Regions from separate parts of the Mus musculus genome. Here region 2 is linked to region 1. The links are chromatin loops, found by intact Hi-C in ENCODE. Cell type or tissue: left cerebral cortex. All regions are shown on one strand. Links, peaks and the distances in the headings refer to the core of each region. The heading gives the core; the rest is flanking DNA.

Region 1 (8,122 bases), core at 2,015-4,514:
CAGACCCACCTGCACTGTAAATAATGACATGAAGTCTTCTAGGCAGTTTAAAGCTTAGGCCTTTTGCTTGGGCCATCTTCCAGCTAGCTTATCTAATTTAACTGGACTACGTGCCAACGATCTGCCACGTGACTGGCTGCAGCTTTGCTTTCTTTCCCTTTATCATTGTCTTTGCCTGGAAGTTCCACCCCCTACTTCCTGCCCAGCTATTGGCTGTCAGCTCTTTATTACAACCAATCAGCATTGAGATAACCTCTGATAACAATTCTAGATTGCCTCTAGGTTGCCCGACCTTCAAGTATCTGAACAGGTGTGGAATTTATATACTTAGGAATATAAGGCCGGTGATGGGCCACGGAAATGACATTAGCGATATCCTGCCAGCATTTAGCCTTCTGCCAGTACAGAATTAGCTGAAAATACAAAGACACACCTTTACACAAAGTGAAGAAAAGTTACTCCAACAATCATCACACGCTAGTGCCTAACTCAAAATCCTTTGAAAGGTTTCTTACCACCCACCAACCAGAATTATCATTTGACTAATCCCACCACCCCAGGCAAGTCCCTTTTCTTCCTCGGCTTAGGTTCCGTGTTGAGTCAATATAACTCTGCTGCCTCTGCCACCAACATCTTTGTCTCTTTCTCCTTTCATTGTAGTGTTTGGCAAAACCCATGTCCTGGCTAACCTGGACTATGACAAGACCTCAGTGCCTCTCACAGCTGCAGAGTGACAGATCACCATACTTCACAGAACTCTTCATTCTCCCATCCTCCATTTGCCTTCCTAGCCTATGCCACTCTCGGCTTCATGTTTCACAGTTTCTAGAATGTTCCCTGGTCTCCGTTCCTCGCCCATGTGGCTCCGGTGTTTCCCTAACAGAACCAACCTCTCAGTCCGTACTGCAACTTTCCTCGCAGGTTCCCACTGTGCCTGCAAGATTGCCCTCAGATGGTAGCCCTGAGCCTAGCCTGCAGCTGTTGCCTCTCACCACACTAAAAGCTTTTTAAAGACAGGAAATCAATATGTTTGGCCACGGGCATACAGGGTGTACCATATGACTGATTACTCGTTGGGTCACAATGAATGTTGTGAACTGTGTTGGTTAAATACGAACCTGAATGTATGTTTGAGAGTGTTAAGTCCTGGCAAACCAACTCTGCTTTCAACACCCTCCGTTCACGTGGGCTTGAGCCACGCCCTCTTATTATTTCATCTGTCAGCATAATGGATGGAATGCTTTGTAATAATAAGCACTACCTGGCCATGTAAGTCACTGTGAACAGACCACTGTCAGGGGTTCCAGAACAAACTTTAAAAGTATATATATATGGAATTTACTGCCAGAGGCCAAGTGAATGTGTAGCAGAATTCATGTCCTTTTATTCATAACCCTAAAAGGGCCATTGACCTGCATTCTTACGGGCTTCTTAAGGTGTCAGAAATGATTAAATTTTTTTAAAAAATCAATTTTAATGAAGCTTAGGAAAGGAGTGAAAAGGTACAGCTCCCCCAAGGATTCCCAAGTGTGGGGCCCAGATGGGTCATCTTAGGTGCTGTCTCCAAAGCCTAGCTCGCCTTCGATAAGGAAAAATATAGACTTTATAAAAATAAATAGATGGGCAAGTGAATCTTGACAATAAAGTTAAAATAAGAACTTTCTGAAGTAGATAAAAATAAACCCTGGGCAAACTTGTTCGTAACACAGACTCTAGAATTTATCTACCGTTTATTTCTTCTCGCCTCTCGGTTCTGTTTGTTTTACAGAGAAAGACATCTTCTTTCCACTTTCTTTCAACTTGACACAAGCTAGGGTCATCTGGGAAGAGGGAACATCAACTGAGAAAACACCTCTATCAGAATCGGCCTGTGGACAAGTCTGTGGGACAGATGATTGATGTGGGATGGGCCAGCCCACTGTGGGCGGTGCCCACCCTGGGTGGGTGGCCTTAGTTGTATCAGGAATAGAGGAGCAAGCCATTAGAGGCAAGCCAGTGAAGTGAGCAGGGCTCCTGAGTGGTCTCTGCTTCAGTTCCTGCATCCAGGTTCTGTCCTGACTTCCCTTCCCCGTGGGTTGTAAACTGTAAGGTGAGATAGGCCCTTTCCTCCTTAAGTTGTTTTTTTGGTAATAATGTTTGTTGCAGCAAAAGAAAGCAAACGAGGATGGGACAGTTTGTTTATTTGCTTGAGAAAAATACAGAAAAAGTAATCTTTGATTATGAAAGAAGAGGAAAAGTATTCACAAGTTATTTTTCAGTCTCAAAAATAAAGTTTTGGTGTTTTTCTCATTGGAAATAACTGCTGTGTAGAGACAGTTTTTCAAAACTCCTCACAAGCCTCATTTCCCGCCCAGCGGTATTTCCGAACACAAGCTGGTGGTGTTGCAGCTCGTTCTGAAACTCCTGCAGTTACACTGTATCTAGCTCTTCAATTGTGGGTCCAGAGAAACAGAGCTGGGAGGGAATACTGAAGTTGAATTCATAAAGGAGAGCGAGCAAGTGGAGCAAAGGGGGAGAGGTTAAAATCGAGACAGATATATATATTTCCCATGTACATATACATACACAGAAAGAGAGAGAGAGATTTCGATTATCTCCTGTCTCTCTGGGAAAGGAACCTCAGGTTTGCAAAGTCAGTTTTAAAAAGAGTACTACTGTTTTCTAAGTGCCTGCAAACTCCTTTCAAAAGTCTTAAGGTGGGGAAGGAACAAAAGTGTTCAGTCTAGGGCGAGGAGTTGGTTGGCTTAATGTTTGAGCATTCCAACAATAAAGACTATCACAATAACCATGCAGTCTCCCATTGAACAGACACTACAGAGGCGGGGGAAATGGGCCTTAAGAGACTGTTTTTTTTCTTTTTTGCTAGGTGTATTTAACATCCACGAATAAATTGTGTAGCTGCTGGTTTTTTGTTTTTGTTTGTTTGTTTTTAACCATCACAAGGGAAAGCAATTTTCTTCAGGTCTGTGTGTTGCAAGTGGGAAAGGCAGGTAGAGCACAGGACCGGCAGTGGTAAGATTGTGAGGGACGTCGTGTCTGGACACAGCCTAGCTGGCTGCCAGCAAGTGACCTGGCATTCCCGCAGACCCGTGTGGGCCGCGGTTCTCCGCTCGCCGACCGAGCATGTGCTAGCCTGTGAGCGTCCTGGCCGCCGCTAGGTGGCGCCGCACATCAATCGGAGCGCGGTGCGGCGACGCGTTTCGCGCCTCGGCCGACCCTGCGCGGTCGTCTACCCGGTTAGTCCCGGCACCCGCGCCCTCCGCGGCGGCTGGGGAGCCCGGGCGGGGCGGGGCGGGGCGGGGCACGGCGGGGCGCGGCTGCGCGTCGCTGCAGCACCATTAGCTAGCCGGCCCCGGCGGGAGGCAGCGTGGTGATGCGGCGGGTCCCGCGCCACCTCCGCCCAGCCAGCCGCACGGTCACGTGCAGCCGAGGCGCTGCTCTCCACCCCCCCTCCCCGCGGGCGCCGGCGCGAGAGGAGGGCGGGGCCGGGGTCGCCTCGGGCCGGGCGCGAGCAGCGCGCGTGCGCCGCGCCCGGTGAGTGCGTGCGGGGCCGGGCCAGCGGGCCGCGGTGTGGATGGGAGGGGGAGCCGGGCGCGCGCCAGAGGAGCGGCGGGGGAGGGGCGGAGCTGCCGCGGAGGCGCGAGGCGGGCGCAGCGACTGAGGGAGCGTGGGCCGCGGTGCGGTGCGGTGCGGCTGGGCGGCCGCCTGACCGGTTGCCTTCCCCGGCGTTCCCCTCAGCCGCGGGGAGGACACTGAACGACGGCGGCGCCCGCGAGGCCCGAGGAAGCGGCTGGGCCCGGGCATGGTGGCCTGGGGCGGCGCGGAAGGTGAGCGACCCCCGGGCCGGCGGGTGGGGGAGGGGTACCGAGCCTCCGCCGTCCCCGCCTCCGCCGCACGAGCGGCCCGAGGCGCCGAGGCCGGGGGCTCGCGGTGCTGCCGCGAGGCCTCCTGCCTGCCGCGCCGCGTCGCCCCTGCGCCTCCGGCCGCCGGGTTATGTAACGCGTGACCTCCCGTTCCCGCTCCACACCCGGCGCTCCGTCGCGCGCCGATCGGGGCGCCCGCGGCCCTGCCTCCGAGTCCCGCCGCTGGCGTCGCAAGTCACCGGTTCCTCCTGCGCCGGCGCCTGGCCGGCCATTCATTCCCTCGCGCGTTCGAGTGTCCGCTCCGCCAGCGTTTGCAGAACGTGGCAGGGGGCACCCGGGGCCCGCGCCGCGGGTCTTCGCTCGTCCCCGGTGCATCGGCTTCTCCCCTCTGCCTTGCTCTTAGGCATCCCGGAGGCAGTGTTTCTCTCACTCCTTTTCCCTTGTCACTTATCTGTCCCCTTCATGTGCAGGACACCTGTCCCCAAGTGTTTGTACAGGTGCTCAGTTCACACTTGGGTGTGCTGTTATAATAACAGTCGGGGTGCACCGAGGGGGCACTTGTTTGTTTGGAGACTCTTCCTGTCCCGGGTTTGCAAAGCCCGGACTTTCCTGTAGTATCGTTCCTTGATTGTTTAAAAAAACACTACAGGTGATACATGCCTAGGATTTCACCGTGTGTTTTTTGGTGTTTCTTGGGTATAAAGTAGAAATGGTATGTAGATAAAAACAAGAGACCTCATAAAAAGGATTTGTAACTATTAAGGGCTATGTAACAGCTCTTAAATTATTTGCTTGGTCTCTGGCTTCTCTAGTACCTGTTCTTCCTTTACGTAGAGTAATAATACCACAATCTTGTTCCTATGGAGTGCGCATTAGCTCAGCTTAGCAAGACTCCATAAGTTTGCTTTCCCATATTGACCGGGCTTTGCCCAGGCAAATGCTGCTAGAATACCCTTCCGGCCCTTCCAGTGCTACCTGTGATGGACACTTGGAAGCTTACCTGGAGCTCTCCATCCAGGACTTCAGTCTGCACGAGTGCACTCGTTCATTGCTTAGACTACTTACTTGCCATTTTTCTTGAATTTCTGTTTTCTTGTTTGTGTCTTGTAGGTCCTTTGAGGTCAGTATGTACCAAAATCGTGTATCTTGTCATGAAACTTTACTCCTTTTTATGGTAAATAATGCATATTTGTTCATTTTCTTAAGGGTGGGAATCACTTTTAACATTAAATCTCTATGTCATCTCAGGTAGAAAAATACACATTTTCAAAATTAATGTGCTGAAATACGTAACTCCACTTCTTTAACACTGAAAACCAAGATTCTAAATGGAAAGGAAGGAAAGCCTGTTCCCAACAACCAGTCACAGTAAATACATTCCAGAGGCTACATAGACCTATATTTAACAAACATACTGTATCCAATGGCATGTGAAGTGGAGAGATCAAAGCATTTACATATGGGCTTGAAATTTGCCTCTGCTAGTTGGACAAGCTTTTCATTCATATTTGGAAGACATTTTCCAGTTTGGGTAGCCGACTAATAAATTAGTTCTTAAGTGAAAGGCATTTAATAAGACTATGAAACTACAGGTACTAGGTAAGTGTTTTCTGTAGCATACTCTTGTAGCTGTGTACTAAATAGGGCCTGATATGCTGGAGAGAGACCATGAGAAGAAAACTAATCACCGGAGACCTTAGGTGCCTGCTGTCTACTAGAGAACAGATCCTGAGGGCTGGCAGATTCTTAGTGTTTTATTAGAATGAAAGGGATTGTAAATCATAGTATGAACCAGGCTCCGTTCATCTCAGATGTCGGTAGGCAGAGGCTGGGGTATCTCTGGTAGTTTGAAGCCAACATGATCTACATAGTGAGGTGCAGACCAGTTAGGGCCTGCATAGTTAAGACTCCATCAGAAATAAAAACCAAAGTAAATCATAGGGCAAGTTAAACAGAATGAAAAACAAACAACCAAAAAATACTTTTTACTTCTTTTCTTGTAACAACAGTGCTAACTGAAACTTTAATGTGGATATTAATAGACATTTAAAAATTTTAATTTTCTTTGAACTTTCTGTAGTTAAAATCCTCCAAAAGCTCTGGGTTACATATGGAGTTTGAACCTAAGCTCCTCCCTGCCATCAGGGCAGCTGTCAACTTAACCTTAGCCTTACCCCATGACTCTCACTCACTATTGGATTTCAGGATCCAGGCAGATATGCAGGACACCTCTTCTGACTGGTGGTAGCTGTTCTTGTCTTCTAGTGCTGTTCTTTACTTGAGGGAACTTTTCCTAGTCTCTAAAATAGAAGCAAGTCTCCTTTTGTTACTTGACTCTTTTGTTTGCTTTTACATTAAATATTTTTTCTCCTTTGTATTTATGATCAGATATACTTTTCACTTGTTAATTATTCCCTTTAGATTTGTTGGTTCTCTCTTCCTAACTACAGGGTGGAGATCTTATTAGATTTATTCGTAATTTTATCCCTAGTACTTAGAACTGTGCCTGGAACCTAATAGGCTCTTTGTAAAAATTTTTAACAATAATTGCTGTAGTTGATTTGAACACTTGACATCTTCAGTCCATATCCTGTCTGCTCCCATTTACTGATTGCATGACCCTGGACCAGTTAATGACTTCTGGTGCTTCATGTTATTCAGCTGTATATGACGACTAGAGTATTACCTACTTCATAGCATTACATGAGTAATACATGTTAAAGAACACAGGTCTGAGTTTCCTGTGCTGTGTGTAGAGGCCAGAGGTTTATGTCTGATGCCTTCCAGTTGCTCGCTACCTTAGCTTTTGAGTCACAGTCTGTCACTGAAGCTGGAGCTTGCCATTTGGGCTGGACGGGCTGACCCTGAGATCTGTATCTGCTGGAGTTAGAAATGAGCAGCACTGCACCAGGTTTTTAGGTCCTCATGTTTGCAGAACAGGTGCTTACTGAGTCTTCTCCTCAGTTCTTATTAAATAAAACAAAACAAAAATAACAAAAAGCATTAAACAGTTGTTTCATGTACCAACATCATTTTTGTTTTGTTTTTTTAGAGACAGGGTTTCTCTTTGTGCTGTCCTAGACCAGCCTGTAGATCAGAGCTGGCCTCAAACTTAAGAGATCCACTTGCCTCTGACTCCAGAGTTTTGGGATTAAAGTTGTGTGTCACTGTTGATGTGAGATAAAATTGAATTCATTTTTATATTTGATTTTTTTTAATGAAATTTTGTTGCTTACCAAAACTTGACTTTCTAAATATTTTCTCCATCTAGAATAAAATAAAAAATAAACTGATTAGAATAGCCTCACTTTAGTTTTATTGTGTATATAAAATTTATCTTTCAATCGAAAGAAGATGCTAAGTAATTTTCCCTACAGCCACCCAGCAGAGTGGCTTTCCTATGTTTTGCTTTGAGGTTGTACTGGAAATATGATCATGGTGAGAGAGCTTGCTGGGGCTTCTTGTTTTCAGACAGGAAAATTGTTGGCGATCTTATGGAAGTCTGTTTTTTTGTAGAGTTTAGAAAGAAGAGGTGTTTGATCATCTCTGGTGGGATATTTTCTGCCATCTTGCACAAGGAATTTTCCCTACATGCTATATTTTGTTTCTCAATTTGGCACTTAAAGCAACCTAGTGATATTCTACAACCCTACCTTTTGGTCTCTTTTTTTAATGTGTTATTTTTTTTCCTTTCGAGTTTATGAAAACGAGACCATGACTTTGTAATAATAGAGTTAATGCATCCTAAGTTATTCTTACTAATGTAAGACTCTGCACACGGCAATTATATTTGCTTAACACTAGATATTTTTACTTCGCATATGTCCTTGGCAAAATGGATTTTTGTAATTTCTTTTATATCTCATTCTCAACTTTAAGTCAGGATTCTAAGCCTTGTGCCTGAAATTTAGAAATACTGCTTGTCTTTTTAACATTTGTTCCAAATTGTAGTAATAATTGGTAAGTTATTATGTATGGACTATCTTCCAGGGCTCTTTGCTAAGTGGCTTCTCATTTAATATTCAGAAGCACTGTATAAAATTGGCACACTTAGGAAGAAACAGGTTTGTAGAGATGATAGGTTGGGTCACATGGTACAAAAGGAACTGGGAGTTTCACTGTCCTTGATTCATGACCAAGGGTCCTAACGCCCTTGCCCTTGCAAGTTTTTCATTGTTGTCATATGTTTGCAAGAGTATGTTCCTTACAATTAGGGTGCCTGACCCCTGGAAGTTGTAGTTAGAGGTGTTTGCAGGATC
Region 2 (8,122 bases), core at 3,017-5,516, 58 kb after region 1:
CATTATAAAAACACCATTTCTGATAACATTTAAACTATGTGTACCTATCTAAACTATTGTATTTGTATTTCCATGTATTGATAAACATATTGGTTTATTAAGACCTGCTGACTGTAACTCAGATCAAGCTGGGTAGATTCAGGGACATGCTCACAAACATCTTGGGGTCTGTTTGTGGGGTACACCCAGTACCTTGTAGAATACCTGATACTGTAACTGCACATAACTGCTTCAGCTGCCTTTACTGTCAGTCACTACTTCTTTCCTGTCTTTGCTTCTTATTAGGTCCTCTGTGCATCTAAGACTTGATGCTGAAATAATTTATTGCTTTGATTTATATGAAAAATGCATGTAGTTTTGGGTATGCTTCTGAATAACTTGAGAGGTTTCCTAATTCTTAGTAGTTCTCTGTCTGCTGAGGTGAATGTCAGGAAAGTCCCAGAAGCCTCTGCATAGTAATAGAAGACTGGTTAGTCACCTTAACAAGAGGCCAAGAAACAATCGTAACTGTTTCTTAAGCATACATACTGCCAACTAAGTCCATGCTTGGTGCATTTTTCTGAACGGATGTATGGAATAACCATGGTCATCCTGCACAGTATTATGTAATCTGGTGAAACATTGCTTTATTTTGCTTGTGTTTTTACTGTGATTTTTTTTCTTGATTCTTTACAGAGTAATAAAATGGAATTTTACTAATTATGTATAATTCCATAATTGTAGTTTTATGCTGAATGCTCCAAATATCAAAGGTAATGTGGGGCATTGAGACACAATAGATTTAAAATTTACCGTTTTCAATTAGGTCCCTCAAAGTTGTGGAACCCTGGCTCCTGCCCAGAGTGATGTCCTACCATTCAATGCTGTTGGCATCTCAACCACTGCGGAGCCATTGAGGAGCATTGGAATTGGTCAATTGGGAATTGGGTGGTAATAGGATGAGTACACTTTGTCTGTCTGTCACATAGCACTGTTCTGTGTAGTTCTTTTGTTATCTGCTTTGTCTTTGGGGGATGAGCCTGGCTATACCGTGCCATGTATTAGGAGAAGAGAACTGTTTGACAGCACATTCCTGCTCTGTGGTGGTTGTGATATCACCAGCATATGGCATGCTGGCATCTCTGCAAAGGGGCCAGAGGTCAAGTTTTACAAGTGTTTAGCTATAGACAAAAGAGATGTCATTTACTCTAGTGAAACAGTTGTATTTTCTGTTGGGGGGCAACTGACTTGTAAGTTTTCCTACTGCCTATTGTTAACCCCTGATGAGAAGGGGAGTTAGGTGGAACTTGTATATCAGTGGCATGGGGAGAAATGACACACTTACTACTTGGATGTCAGCTGAAGACTCCTGATGTAATCTCTTCTGTGTTTTCTTTCCTTTCTAGACAAGTTGGCATTAAGAACGGAATGTTTTTTGGATATGCTAAACAGCTGTGTCCTAATCTGCAAGCTGTTCCGTATGATTTTCATGCATGCAGGGAAGTTGCCCAGGCAATGTATGAAACACTGGCCAGGTATTGTGCACAGCATGCGCAGGTCCATCCCCTCTGCTCTGCTGCTTTGGTTGCTTTGATTACCCATTGTGAGTCTCTAGCGTTTGTCCCTCCTGTGCTCCTTCCCTCTGCCTGCCGGTTTGATAGGTGCCTTTGCTGTAAATGTAGCTTCAGTAATTGGGAGTTCAGTTTCAGGAAGAGTTTGCACTATGTCATTGTTCAAGTGCTACTGCATATTGTGAGATCTACCGGACTATGTGAGCCTGGGTTTCTTTCCCCTGAGGCAGATTGACAAAAGAATTCTGGGGTTTTGTTGTTGTTGCTGCTGCTGCTTTTGTCTCATTTGGTTCTTCTCTTTTACATTTGCATTATAATTTAAGATTAGAATTTACAAAGTGAGGTGCAATAGTATGTACTGTGTCCTAGAATTTCAATTCCAGCCAGGATAATGGAGGGAAACCCCTGTATTGGAACTGAGTAAAGTTAAAACTGATGAGCCAGTAACAGAGACATGGAAAAATAGTTTTTCATCTTAAAATCTTTTTTTTTAATTGTTGTTTTTGTTTTTTCTTTTTTTTATTTGTTTGTTTGTTTGTTTGTTTTGAGACAGGGTTTCTCTGTGTAGCCCTGGCTGTCCTGGAACTCACTCTGTAGATTAGGCTGGCCTCGAACTCAGAAATCCACCTGCGTCTGCCTCCCAAGTGCTGGGATTAAAAGTGTGCACCACTGCCCGGCCATCTTAAAAATCTTTAAGTATGCCAAAAATTACTTTAAAAAAAAATTATTTTATGTATGTGAGTACACTGTTGCTATCTTAAGACACACCAGAAGAGGATGTGAGATCTCATTATGCATGGTTGTGAGCCATCAAGTTGTTGCTGGGAATTGAACTCAGGGCCTTCGGAAGAGCAGTCAGTGCTCTTAACCCCTGAGCCATCTCTCTAGCCCCCCAGAGTTACTTTTTATAAATTGAGTCTCTGGTAATTGTTTTTAAAATGGTTAATTAGAGTTAGCTTGAGGAAAGGAGATAAATGATTTCTTTTTCAGTGTAGGCTTTTTTAATGCTAAGGCAGTATTAACAAGAATTAAAATTACTTAGCAACTTATATATGCTCTAAAGCCAGAATCATGTAGTTTTTCTTTTTTTGTAAAGGGCTAGAAGAGGTCTCAAAACTCCTTGACTCTGTGTAAATTGAAAAGGTTTTAAGTGATGTGAATTACTAACACGGGCCTGCTTCTAGGTGATAACACAGGTAACAAAATAAGATAAATCCATTACACCGAAGTAGTTGGATAAAAAGCAAACCAACAGAAGAGTCCAAGAACAGGCACAAGATGCAGAACCCCCCTCATCCCCACACTCAGGGGCCCTGTAAAACACTAAGCTGAAAGCTGTAATGTGCACGCAGCGGCTGTGCAGACCCACAGAGCCTGCCTTTTCTTCTTATGCTTTATTCTGAACACTACTAACCAGGATGTACAGGTAGCCGCTTGATTCTGCCAGGCTCACCAAGAGAAACAATGTCCAGTCCCTGCCCTTGAGTTTGGTGTTACTGCTTCACAAAGGTGTGCAATGCTGTTCAAGCTTAGGGCATTGATGACATCCAAGGGAAGGCTGGGAACCAGTTGTTACGGATGCTGCTGTCTTCTCAGTTCCACATCCCAGAGGAGATGACTAGCTTGCACCTACAGCCTAAAAAGTGAGGGAGAGCTAGGGGCCTTTACACTTTTCTTCTGGGAACACTTCTAGTGGCATGTTTCTATTCTCAGAGGAGAAGTCATTATCTTTATTTTTTTAAAAAAAGGGAAAACCCATTTATTCTTAACATTTTTAGTATTTATTTATTGAATGAGTAGATTTTGGTGGCTTGGTTTGTAATCTACCAAAAGCTTTGTACTAACAGTAGACCGAGGCAGACCTCGTACAAAAGCTTTGTACATGGGCTGGTGAGATGGCTCAGTGGGTAAGAGCACCCGACTGCTCTTCTGAAGGTCCAGAGTTCAAATCCCAGCAACCACATGGTGGCTCACAACCATCCGTAACAAGATCTGACTCCCTCTTCTGGTGTGTCTGAAGACAGCTACAGTGTACTTACATATAATAATAAATAAATCTTTAAAAAAAAAAAAAAAAAAAAAAAAAAAAAAAAAAGCTTTGTACTAACAGTAGACTGAGGCAGACCTCGTACAAAAGCTTTGTACTAACAGTAGACCGAGGCAGACCTCGCTTGTGAGGCTTCTTTCCATGGCTGCCATTTCTGCTCTGCTCTGAGTCTGCTGCATGGTTTCGAGATTATTCCTCTTGTCTACCTTGTCAAAACAAGTAGTCTGTTATCAAGGGAGATAACATAAGGTTAGGAAAAGGAACAGCATTTCCACTTGAAGATATGGGTGTGTTTCTCCTAGCCAGCATTTAGACCCCTTTGTCCTATAGAGTCACAGGGGTTTAATAAATAATAGATAGTTAATAGTGGTATTTTGCTTTTAGATGAACAGCTGTCATTGAATTGATGTGTGTAAACTTTTGTTCATTAAGTTTTCTGATAAGTCATGTTTGAAATTTTGTTAATTGTGATCCATTTGCCACTTTGAAGCTTTTCATGTGTACAGGGTGTTCTGGGTCCAGTCGTTTCTGCTGTAGTAGTTTTGGTAAAGGATTAGAACACTAGCTTTGTATCAGAGTCAGATAACTAAATGGTGGCACTTTGGAAAGGTTAAGATTAGAAGATGTGTTGGTGTGCTGGTGTGCTGGTGGTGGGGTGGTGTTTGCAGTATCTGACAACTCCCAGAGCCGCCCCTAGGTGTGACTCACTCACTGCCTTCTCTTTGTCCTGATAGCTACACACACAGCATCGAGGCTGTCAGCTGCGATGAAGCACTGATTGACGTCACGGACATCCTTGCAGAGACGAAACTTTCTCCTGAGGAGTTTGCAGCTGCCCTCCGTATTGAAATCAAAGACAAGACCAAATGTGCTGCCTCTGTTGGAATTGGTTAGTATGTGGCTTATTTTTTTTTCCATTTGCAAAATGTTTATTAATTCACTGCATTCATAAGATGTTAACACTTTAAATGTTTATCATTTCTAAGTAAACCAGAATAAACACTTTTATCAGAGATGTAGCTAATAATGATTAATACTTTTTAAAGGACCTAAAGTTCTCCCAAATTTTAGTACAGGTAGTTTTATTGTATGTTTCATCTAGCAGGTATTTTTTTAAAAGTATGTAGAAATAATTGTTTCCAACTAAGTAAATATACCATGTAATCAATCTGCCAAATCAAAAGCGCTCGCCAAGCTGAATAATAAGTTACAAAGAAATAATAATTCTGGGTTACACAGATTATGCAGTGTTTTCAAAGTTCTTTAAGAATTACCCACTAACATAAATCTCTGACACTTAACAGTTGGAAGGTAAGTTTCACAGTAATGTAATTTTAACTTCCATTTACATTCATTTTAATATATTACTACGATGTTAATGTCACAATGGTGTGTTCCAGTGTTTACAATTTACATTTTCAATTTGTATATAAGTAACTCACTAATATGAGGGACAGTTCTTACTATTGTAAACTGTCCCTAAGAAGAAAAACATACCACCCTACATAAAACTATAAAAATGGCCTGATTTAAACAGATTAATGAAACATGGTTTCATAGTTGAGCTGTTTTCTAAATATCAGCATGTAACTTTGCCTATTTAATGTATGACAGCTACATCTTTATTCACTGAGGAATTATGCATTTATTTTCTTCAACCACTTTTTCACTTTATCTAAAAAAAAAAAATCCTTGACTTGCTATTTTTAGTCTGCAAATGCTAAACTAGTACGTGGCTTATTGTGTACTTGTTTTACTCAACAATGGGAATCCTTAACTATCTCCTGGTGTAAAGGAAGTTTAATAGCTTAGCTTTCTACACGTTGCAGAAGTGTCCTTTCCCTTACTTTTATTATTGCTTACAGCTGTGCAGTAAAATAAAAATGTGCAAATACAAGTAAGTGGTTGGTGGTAGAATTTTTGTAGCATGGGACAAAAAAGTTCTTTCTTGTTCAAAAAGAAAAAAGGGAGGAATAAATTAAATGTTTGTTTTCCTCATATTTGAATAGAAACTCCTTTAAAGGCAGATTAACAGCATAGAACTAGAAGTTAAGCTTAGGTGTCCTTTTCTGCTCTTTGCTTTCCTGGATAGCAGTGTTCTCTGCAGTTCCAGTCTCTGGCATCTCTTTTCGTCTGTTCTGTCTTTGGCTTATTCAGCAAGAGGAAGAAAGCTGTGGGAGCTGGGAGAGCTCTCATGAGGGCTCAGTGGGAAAGCTATAGACCTCACCTCTAGTAGGCATTGCATGGAAGGGCTCTTACTTTCCTGGTGCCTGGCCCTGAGCTCATTTAAGAGAGAAGATAGGCTGCCTTAAGTGCTTGTTTTTATTGCCGTGATATAGTAAGGCAAAGTATAGAAAAGTTTGTTTTGAGCTCTCAGTTCTAGATGGGTAGGGATCCAAAATGGCACAGCATGGCACCACACAGCAGAAATGGCAACTGGAAGCCGAGCGATTAAACCTCTCGTCTCAGATCACAAACAGGAAGTAGAGAGAATGAACTGGACATGGGACCTGGCTTTTGAAACTTCAAAGCCTGGACCCAGTGAGAGACTTCCTCCAACTAGGCCATGCTACCTATGCCATCTCAAACAGTGCCGCTAACTGGAGGCCAAGTATTCACAAGCCTGAGACTGCAGTGGGCATCTTATTTAAACTACCACACTTGGTAAATGAGATTTGGGTGAAGATCTGGTTAGAGTCTGAGATATGCATATGAGAAATTTCCTTCCCTCTGTCTTTAAAATGAGCCCATTTCACCCAAGCTGTGTTCTTTTTTTAATTAGAAATATTCTGTTTACTGTTTTGGTAGTTTCATCATGTATACAAAGTAAAGTATTTTGCTTATATCCACTACCAGGTTCCTTCCCATGTTGATGTACATCCTGTTTTTGTTTGGTTTCTATTGATTCATTGATTCTTTGTACATGCACTGCCATGCTCATGGTTGTAGGACCTTCTGTCTGAGTAGACAACCGATCAGCATTCTAAACTTGTGAAATAAATTACTTCCTCTGACTGCCAGTAGTCTCTTAACTAGGGTGAGACCATCCATTCTGTAATTGTGGCTAGCAGGTCTTAGGAGAGTGACCACAGTTCCTGTGAGCTCTTGAGTGCATTGTGCGCTGTCCTGCAGGAGACAACAGTTCTCAGCGCTCCTCCCCACTGTCCAGCTCTTAAATCCTCCAACCCTGTTTCTAAGATGCCCCAGAGCCCTGAGTGGATGATGGGGATGGCGCTCTGGAGGTCCATCAGAGCTGAACACTCAGAAACCTCTTATTCTTAATGTCTTTGACACATAAGATTCTTTTTGAACATCTATTCACTAGAAAGAAACGTATTTGACCAAGGTCAAGAGCAGCACAAATAATTCAGGGGCATAGTATAAATATCTGTGGCAGGTAATTTGATAACATGTCCATTTAGCAAAACAACACTACTGGATATACAGTCTCACACCACCCACCCAGCAGGGGGATTTCAGTACAATACAGCATTCTGCCTGGTAGAGCAGGCTTCACATGAAGTCAGAGCCAGTCATTGCCATAGTGCACCAACTGAGTTCATCTTCCAGCAAAGCTTTTCCAGTGTGAAACACCATAGCATACTGAAGAGTTCAAAGATGACGAATGCATGGGCACTGTTTACAGTTACTGTCTGCTTGCCTTTTCACCCCTACTGTTGGCCTACAAGTCAGCCTTCTCTCCTACCAACCTTTTATTTCAGTGTCCGTCACAGTTTTAATTCTTTGTTTTTAATCATACTTAATTTACAAGTGGTGGTGTAAATACATTTTCAGTTTAAAAATGGAATGAAAACTGAAATCCCACTTGTAATCTCCACTTCCCCGCTTTTTCTCTCCAACTTCCTAGACTTACCACTTCTATAATTTTGATACGGCTTTTCTAAGCTTCAACTCCTTATAAGAATTTATATTTGTTATTTCTATCATACATTGTTTCTTGGTTCTTCTATAACTTGTCAGTATAGGATTTTCTGATGTCTTGATGTCTTTATTTCATAGGAAAGCTTATTTTTTTCTATGGCTCTCTCCAACCCACTGCAGGTCCCACTGTCTCTGCTGACCTTCCTTCCCCTGCACTCTGAAGCCCTTAAGACTCTCTCATGTCACATGGTCTGATTTGGGGCATTGTTTCCAAACCTGGTAGCTTGTTGTCCCCATATAGCCTAGGTCCTGGGGTTGGGGAATTTAACCAGGTTTTATTTTTCTATAAATCTACTACACTTTGAGTGGAAGAGATAGGATTTGAGCTTCAGATTCATAGCCAATGGGCAGTTTAAGCCTCCTGAGTGTTAAGATTATTTACATGAGCTACCACACCCAGGTTAACCCTCGCCCTGTTTTCTCTGTTGTACATCCATCACAAAGAGACTTTGACATAAAGAAAAACCTTCATCTAGCAACCATTCTGGCCATATTCTGAAAAACTAAATAAAATTACCAAGTGAGTGTGTGTACGTACATGTACTTTGTTTGAATTTATCAAAACTGAATTAGTTTTTACCAT

What was found. A loop is a pair of places that touch in the nucleus more often than their neighbours do. Peaks named below come from ENCODE experiments on the same cell type or tissue, not always from the same donor. Only the 100,000 strongest peaks of a DNase experiment are listed, where the experiment ranks them.
Region 2: it touches region 1 in a loop (2.0-fold over the local background); 5 of 42 quality-filtered maps call a loop at or near these places.

Annotation. Positions count from the first base shown.
Region 1 is chr1:38,125,167-38,133,288 of GRCm38, reverse strand. Rev1 (REV1, DNA directed polymerase) reads left to right here and starts at 3,623. Exons shown (of 23, transcript NM_019570.4): 1 at 3,623-3,827. It overlaps Gm5099 (predicted gene 5099), which reads right to left and starts at 1,206. Exons shown (of 6, transcript NR_151587.1): 1 at 1,119-1,206. In left cerebral cortex, for the core only: a CTCF peak has its summit at 3,137 (motif pointing right); DNase peaks (open chromatin) are centred at 2,412, 2,738, 3,369 and 4,096; H3K4me3 peaks cover 1,706 bases; H3K27ac peaks cover 1,501 bases.
Region 2 is chr1:38,067,707-38,075,828 of GRCm38, reverse strand. It overlaps Rev1 (REV1, DNA directed polymerase), which reads left to right. Exons shown (of 23, transcript NM_019570.4): 10 at 1,386-1,514; 11 at 4,332-4,486. Among named protein-coding and RNA genes, the nearest start is that of Gm34448, 39 kb to the right of the region's middle. In left cerebral cortex, for the core only: no CTCF peak of the experiment used is centred there; a DNase peak (open chromatin) is centred at 4,325.